Linked DNA regions of Homo sapiens: region 2 is linked to region 1. A link is an interaction called in ENCODE POLR2A ChIA-PET data of the cell type or tissue named here. Cell type or tissue: PC-3. All regions are shown on one strand. Links, peaks and the distances in the headings refer to the core of each region. The heading gives the core; the rest is flanking DNA.

The links. ChIA-PET counts read pairs that join two places held together with the same protein. Peaks named below come from ENCODE experiments on the same cell type or tissue, not always from the same donor. Only the 100,000 strongest peaks of a DNase experiment are listed, where the experiment ranks them.
Region 2: POLR2A ChIA-PET joins it to region 1 with 14 read pairs; 7 of 35 experiments call an interaction of 5 or more read pairs at or near these places.

Annotation. Positions count from the first base shown.
Region 1 is chr12:1,749,247-1,752,149 of GRCh38, reverse strand. All of the region lies in intron 1 of ADIPOR2 (adiponectin receptor 2), which reads right to left. Among named protein-coding and RNA genes, the nearest start is that of ADIPOR2, 60 kb to the right of the region's middle. In PC-3, for the core only: no CTCF peak of the experiment used is centred there; no DNase peak of the experiment used is centred there.
Region 2 is chr12:1,660,498-1,663,400 of GRCh38, reverse strand. No RefSeq gene overlaps it. Among named protein-coding and RNA genes, the nearest start is that of MIR3649, 1.6 kb to the right of the region's middle. RefSeq lists silencers at 1,248-1,337, 1,428-1,527. In PC-3, for the core only: no CTCF peak of the experiment used is centred there; a DNase peak (open chromatin) is centred at 1,340; H3K4me3 peaks cover 363 bases.

The DNA.
Region 1 (2,903 bases), core at 95-2,594:
AGACCATCCTGGCCAACATGGTGAAACCCTCTACTAAAAATACAAAAAATTAGTCTCTACTAAAAATACAAAAAATTAGCTGGGTGTGGTGGCGCATGCCTGTAATCCCAGCTACTTAGGAGGCTGAGGCAGGAGAATTGCTCGAACCCGGGAGGCAGAGGCTGCAGTGAGCCGAGATCATGCCACTGCACTCCAGCCTGGCAACTCCATCTCAAAAAAAAAAAAGAAAGAAAGAAAAGAAAAGAAAAATATCAGCACACCAAACTTTTCATCAGCAGGAGCTATATATGGAGGAATGTTGCTCATTTATGAGACTATAAACGCACGCTCAGGCGGGCACAGTGGCTCACACCTGTAATCCCAGCACTTTGGATAGCTGTGGCAGGAGGATCACTTGAGCCCAGCAGTTCGAAACCAGCTTGGGCAACAAAGTGAGACCCACCTCTACAAAAAAAAAAATTTTTTTAATTAGCCGGGTGTGGTGGCACGTGGCTCATGGCTGTAGTACTAGCTACTCAAGAGGCTGAAGTGGGAGGATCACTTAAGCCCAGGAGTTCGAGGTTGCACTGAGCTCTGATGGCATTACTACACTCCAGCCTGAGTAACAAAGCAAAGACCCCATCTCGTAATAAAAAAGAAAAACTGAAAAGCTCCATTAGTTAGAATTGTTTTGTAATCCTCATCTCAGAAGAAGAAATCAAATGACAACAAATAAGAGTTCCCCAATAATTTTTAAGGATCCTCCTTAAAATAAAAAGAAGAAAATCAACTCTCCAGTAAAGTCCTGAGATCAATATACATTCCTATCAATACTGTTTTCTAAATTGACAAGTATGATAAAATAAGAATGAAGAAAATAAAGTGCTGCAAAATCTACAAAGAAATCAAATATTGGCCACTCTACAGAAAGCAGGAAGGCCTATAATATTGACTTTCAACAGTAGAACTGTTGAAGTAAAAGTATTTATGTCAACCTTCAGGTTCCCATAAATTTAACAAAACAGAACACCCCAATACTAGAACACACTAGAGAACTGAAATTTACTATATGTTTTACTCTATTTGCATTCTACCTACTGAAATAAAATGAACTCCTACTAGCATGCAATGCCTTGAAGAAAAAAAAAAAAAGCAAACAAGTCTAAGAGTCTAAAGCCAGAAAATGGTATTACCAGCATTATTTAACTCTATCTTGGAAGTCTTAGATAATTAAATGAGGGAAAAAAATGAGTATAAAAATTGGGGGAAAAAAAGGTAAACTGTAACTATTTGCAGATTATATGACTCTTTTATCTATAAAATCCAGGAGAATCAACTAAAGAAAAAATTATAAATAAGAAAAATCATCAATGTGATGGGGCATAAAATTGATATATGGATTTCAACAGCCTTCATCCTAAAACCCCACAATATTTGGTCATTATGAAATAAGAATACATCACAATAGAAAAAAGATAAAACACTTCAAAACAAATCTTAAAATGTTACTGAGGATCTACAAAAAAAAATTCTAGAAATAATGAGTTCAGGAAGAATTCAAGATCAACACTCAAATATCAATCACTTCTCTTTTCTTTCTAGAGACACAGGGTCTCACTCTGTTGCCCAGGCTGGAGTGCAATGGTGCAATCATACCTCACTGTAACCTTGAACTCCTGGGCTCAACGGATCCTCCTGCCCTCCACCTGCCAAGTACCTAGGATTACAGGTGCACACCACCATACCTGGCCTTTTTTTTTTTTTTTTAATTTCTTGTAGTGATGGAGTCTCGCTATGTTGCCCAGGCTGGTCTTGAACTCCTGAACTCAAGTGATCCTCTCACGTTGGCCTCCCAAAGTGCTGGGATTAAAGGTATAAGCCACTGTGCCCAGCCATCATTTACTTTTCTATATATTAACAATAAACACGCAGAAACTGAAATTTTTAACAATACCATTTACAACTGCTCCATAGAAAATTAAATACTTTAAGTATACGCTTAGCAAAATACGTATAGGCCCTATATGCTAAAAATTCCAAAATGCTGATGAAATAAATCAGAAATCTAAACAAATACAAGAGACTGAGGCAAGAGGATCACTTCAAGACCAGGAGTTTGAGACCAGCCTGGGCAACAAGACCATGTCACTAAAAAAAAATTAAAAGTTAGCTGAGTTTAGTGGCATGCACCTGTGTAGTCTAGGTACTGAAGAGAATGTGGTGAGAGAACTGCTTGAGTCCAGGAGTTTGAGGCTGCAGTGAACTATGATGACACCACTGCACTCCAGCCTGGACAACAGCATGAGACCCCATTTCTCAAAAAAAAAAAAAAAAAAAACTAAACAAATAGCAATATGTTATACTATGTTCTCAGCAATATACTGACTCAGTAAAGATGTCAATTCTGTCCAAATTGTTCTATAGGTTAATACAATTCCTATCAAGATCCCAGCAAGGATTTCTGTAGATAAAAACTCATTATAAAACTTACATGGAAGGCAAAGCTCCAAAATAGCTAAAACAATCGAAAAAGACCTCACTGAAGGCCAACTACATAGCTAGTCAAGACTGTGTTGGTATGAGCAAAAGAATACACACATAGAGTAACAGAACAGAACAGAGAACCCAGAAATGACCCACACAAGTATGCCTGTTATTTTATTGTGGTGCTATGATATCTATTGGTCTTCTTCCATGGTTCCTGGCCTTAACTCCCATAGCCTTTATTCCAGTCTTTCATTATAATGTTGGAAGTGTTAGGCCTCAGAGGCAGGCCTCTTTCTCCTGCCTGCTTTCCACACTTAATGTTCCCCTGACTTTTTGATTGCGGGTCTTAAGACTCTCTCATGTAGGGTCCCATCTATGCCCTTGGGGTAGGAATGTTGATGTCATGAAGCTTCCATAAAAACCCAAGAGGACAGGGT
Region 2 (2,903 bases), core at 285-2,784, 89 kb after region 1:
CTCCCCACCAGAGGAGAGAGCCGCTAAGTGCTCTGACCCCCTTGCTTCCAGCACGTTCATACGAATTGGGATTTGGTGGCCTCACACGCATAGGCTCACGATCCTCACAGGGGACAGGGAAGACGCCACGATCTGCATTTTACCGACAGGAGGCGCAGGAACTTGCCGGAGATCGCAGAGCAGGTTCGTGCCCAGGTGGTGGGAAGCGACTCTCAGGCTGGGAGAGACACTGAAGGCCGCCCCGTCCAGCCAGTTGTTTTCCCCGGGGCTCCTGCTTCTGGACGGCCTTCCCAGACAGGAGGGCAGGCTGGGGCGGCCCTGCCTCCCAAGGGCCGCGCTGAGTGCCCAGTGCACCCCTTCACTCCGCACTCTGCCCCAGCGGACCCCCGGCTGCCTCATGTTCGCGGGCAGGTGCGCTGCGGGGCGGGGCACGGAAGAGCGGGCAGCCCCTCCCGGTTAGAGGCCCTCCTCCCGGCCAGGGCCTGGGCGATGCGCGATAAGAAAGGCAGGGTCCCCGTCCTTGCAGCTGGTGGGTGAGGGGCTAACCGAGCTTCAGGAAGCGCTGCTTGTGCCCTGAGGGAATCTCGCGGAGGGCGAGCGGAGCACACACCGAGTCCTCTCTCCCGACAGCGGACCTCTCAGGAGGGAGGCGGGAAGTGAGGAGGGGGAGGCGGGAAGTGAGGAGGGGGAGGCGGGAAGTGGGGAGGGGGAGGCGGGAAGTGAGGAGGGGGAGGCGGGAAGTGAGGAGGGGGAGGCGGGAAGTGAGGAGGGGGAGGCGGGAAGTGGGGAGGAGGAGGCGGGAAGTGAGGGGGAGGCGGGAAGTGGGGAGGGGGAGGCGGGAAGTGAGGGGGGAGGCGGGAAGTGGGGAGGGGGAGGCGGGAAGTGGGGAGGGGGAGGCGGGAAGTGGGGAGGGGGAGGCGGGAAGTGAGGAGGGGGAGGCGGGAAGTGAGGAGGGGGAGGCGGGAAGTGGGGAGGGGGAGGCGGGAAGTGGGGAGGGGGAGGCGGGAAGTGAGGGGGGAGGCGGGAAGTGGGGAGGGGGAGGCGGGAAGTGAGGGGGGAGGCGGGAAGTGGGGAGGGGGAGGCGAAGGGGCGGCGGAACCTCCGGAGGCGCAGCTCAGGCAGAGCAGGCCGCGGCCACAGAGGGCTGGGGCTGGGGGCGACAGGAAGTCCGGGAGGGGAGAGGAAGACAGCGGTGGGGCCGCGAGGCCGGGAATCAGGAATCTGGGCAGGGGCAAATTGGCCCAAGTCTGCAGTGTTCTTTAGCCAGCTCTGCAGTGGGAGAAAACAGGAGAGGGCTGGACAGCGGGCGGTGCAGCGGGGGAAGGGCGAGAGGATGCACGTGTGACTCGCTCTGCGCCCGCGGAGGTGCCCGTCCGCTGGCATGGCCCGCGGGGTGGGGAGTCGCTGCATACGGCCCCTGAAGGCAGCTCCCGGCGAGGGAGGCGGAGCCATTTCCCGAGGGCGGAGCTGCGGCCCCGCCCCCCGCCTCCCGCCGCCTCCCGCCTCCCCCCGCCCCCCGCCCCCCGCCGCCTCCCGCCTCCTCCCTGCCCCGCTCCGAGTCCGCCGCGAGGCCTTCGAGGGGAGAGGGAACTCGAGGCTGCTGCTGGGGCGGGGTTGGGGTGACTGGCAGTGGGAGAGCCAGGCAGGGGAGGGGCGAAGAGGAAGTCAGGGAGGGCACATAGCTCCGGGAGGGCCGTGCTGAGGCGGAGGGCGCAGCAAGGGTGGGGGTCGCAGTGGGCTGCAGGGGGATCGCTGAGCACGGAGGCTTCAGGTCCCGAAGGAGCGGTGGCGCGGTGACAGGGGCCCGGGCGCGGCTCAGCTCGCTGGCGGATGAGGGGCTGGGAGGAAGACGTCCATGCGCCCCGAACCTCAGTGCTTTGCAGAAGGGCCCCAGGGTGGGCGGAGGACAGGGACCAAAATGCAGAGAGGATGGTCCGGCTGGAGAGACGGGTGGGCGGAGGACAGGGACCAAAATGCAGAGAGGATGGTCCGGCTGGAGAGACGGGTGGGCGGAGGACAGGGACCAAAATGCAGAGAGGATGGTCCGGCTGGAGAGACGGGTGGGCGGAGGACAGGGACCAAAATGCAGAGAGGATGGTCCGGCTGGAGAGACGGGTGGGCGGAGGACAGGGACCAAAATGCAGAGAGGATGGTCCGGCTGGAGAGACGGGTGGGCGGAGGACAGGGACCAAAATGCAGAGAGGATGGTCCGGCTGGAGAGACGGGTGGGCGGAGGACAGGGACCAAAATGCAGAGAGGATGGTCCGGCTGGAGAGACGGGTGGGCGGAGGACAGGGACCAAAATGCAGAGAGGATGGTCCGGCTGGAGAGACGGGTGGGCGGAGGGCTGCAACAGTGGGGTGTGAAGACCCTGAGAGCAGCACCTCCCGCCCGCATGGGGCTGCCAGGAGGCGAAGAGCCTTTACCCAGAGGGTTTTCAACTGAATGACACTGTCAAAGAAAAGCCAGGATCCACTAAGGCAAGAAGTATTAAAAGTATTTTAGGGAAAGTCATTTAAAGCTCTATAACATTGTATTTTCATGGAATCTTCTAGATTCTTCCCCTAGAATCAGAGTTAGATTTTCCATTAAGTGAATGAAGCTCAAGTTTCAGGGCCTCTCCCTCGCCTTCTAAGGCCCTGTTCATAATTCCGTATTTGTAATTATTTAAACTGCCCCACCCTGATTATATAACTTTTAGGTCCCACAAAAGCTTAGCCAGTCTCTGCCTTAGAACTCCACGAGTTGGGAGGATGAACGAACTTCCACGTTTTGATTTCCAAACAATTTCCCTACCCTTGCATTGTTAAAAGATAAACAGGAATAAGTGTTCTGGCTGTGAGTGAATTTTTTTTCTTAACATGTTTTGGCCTGGATACTATCTGAAGGTGTTACCCAAGCAG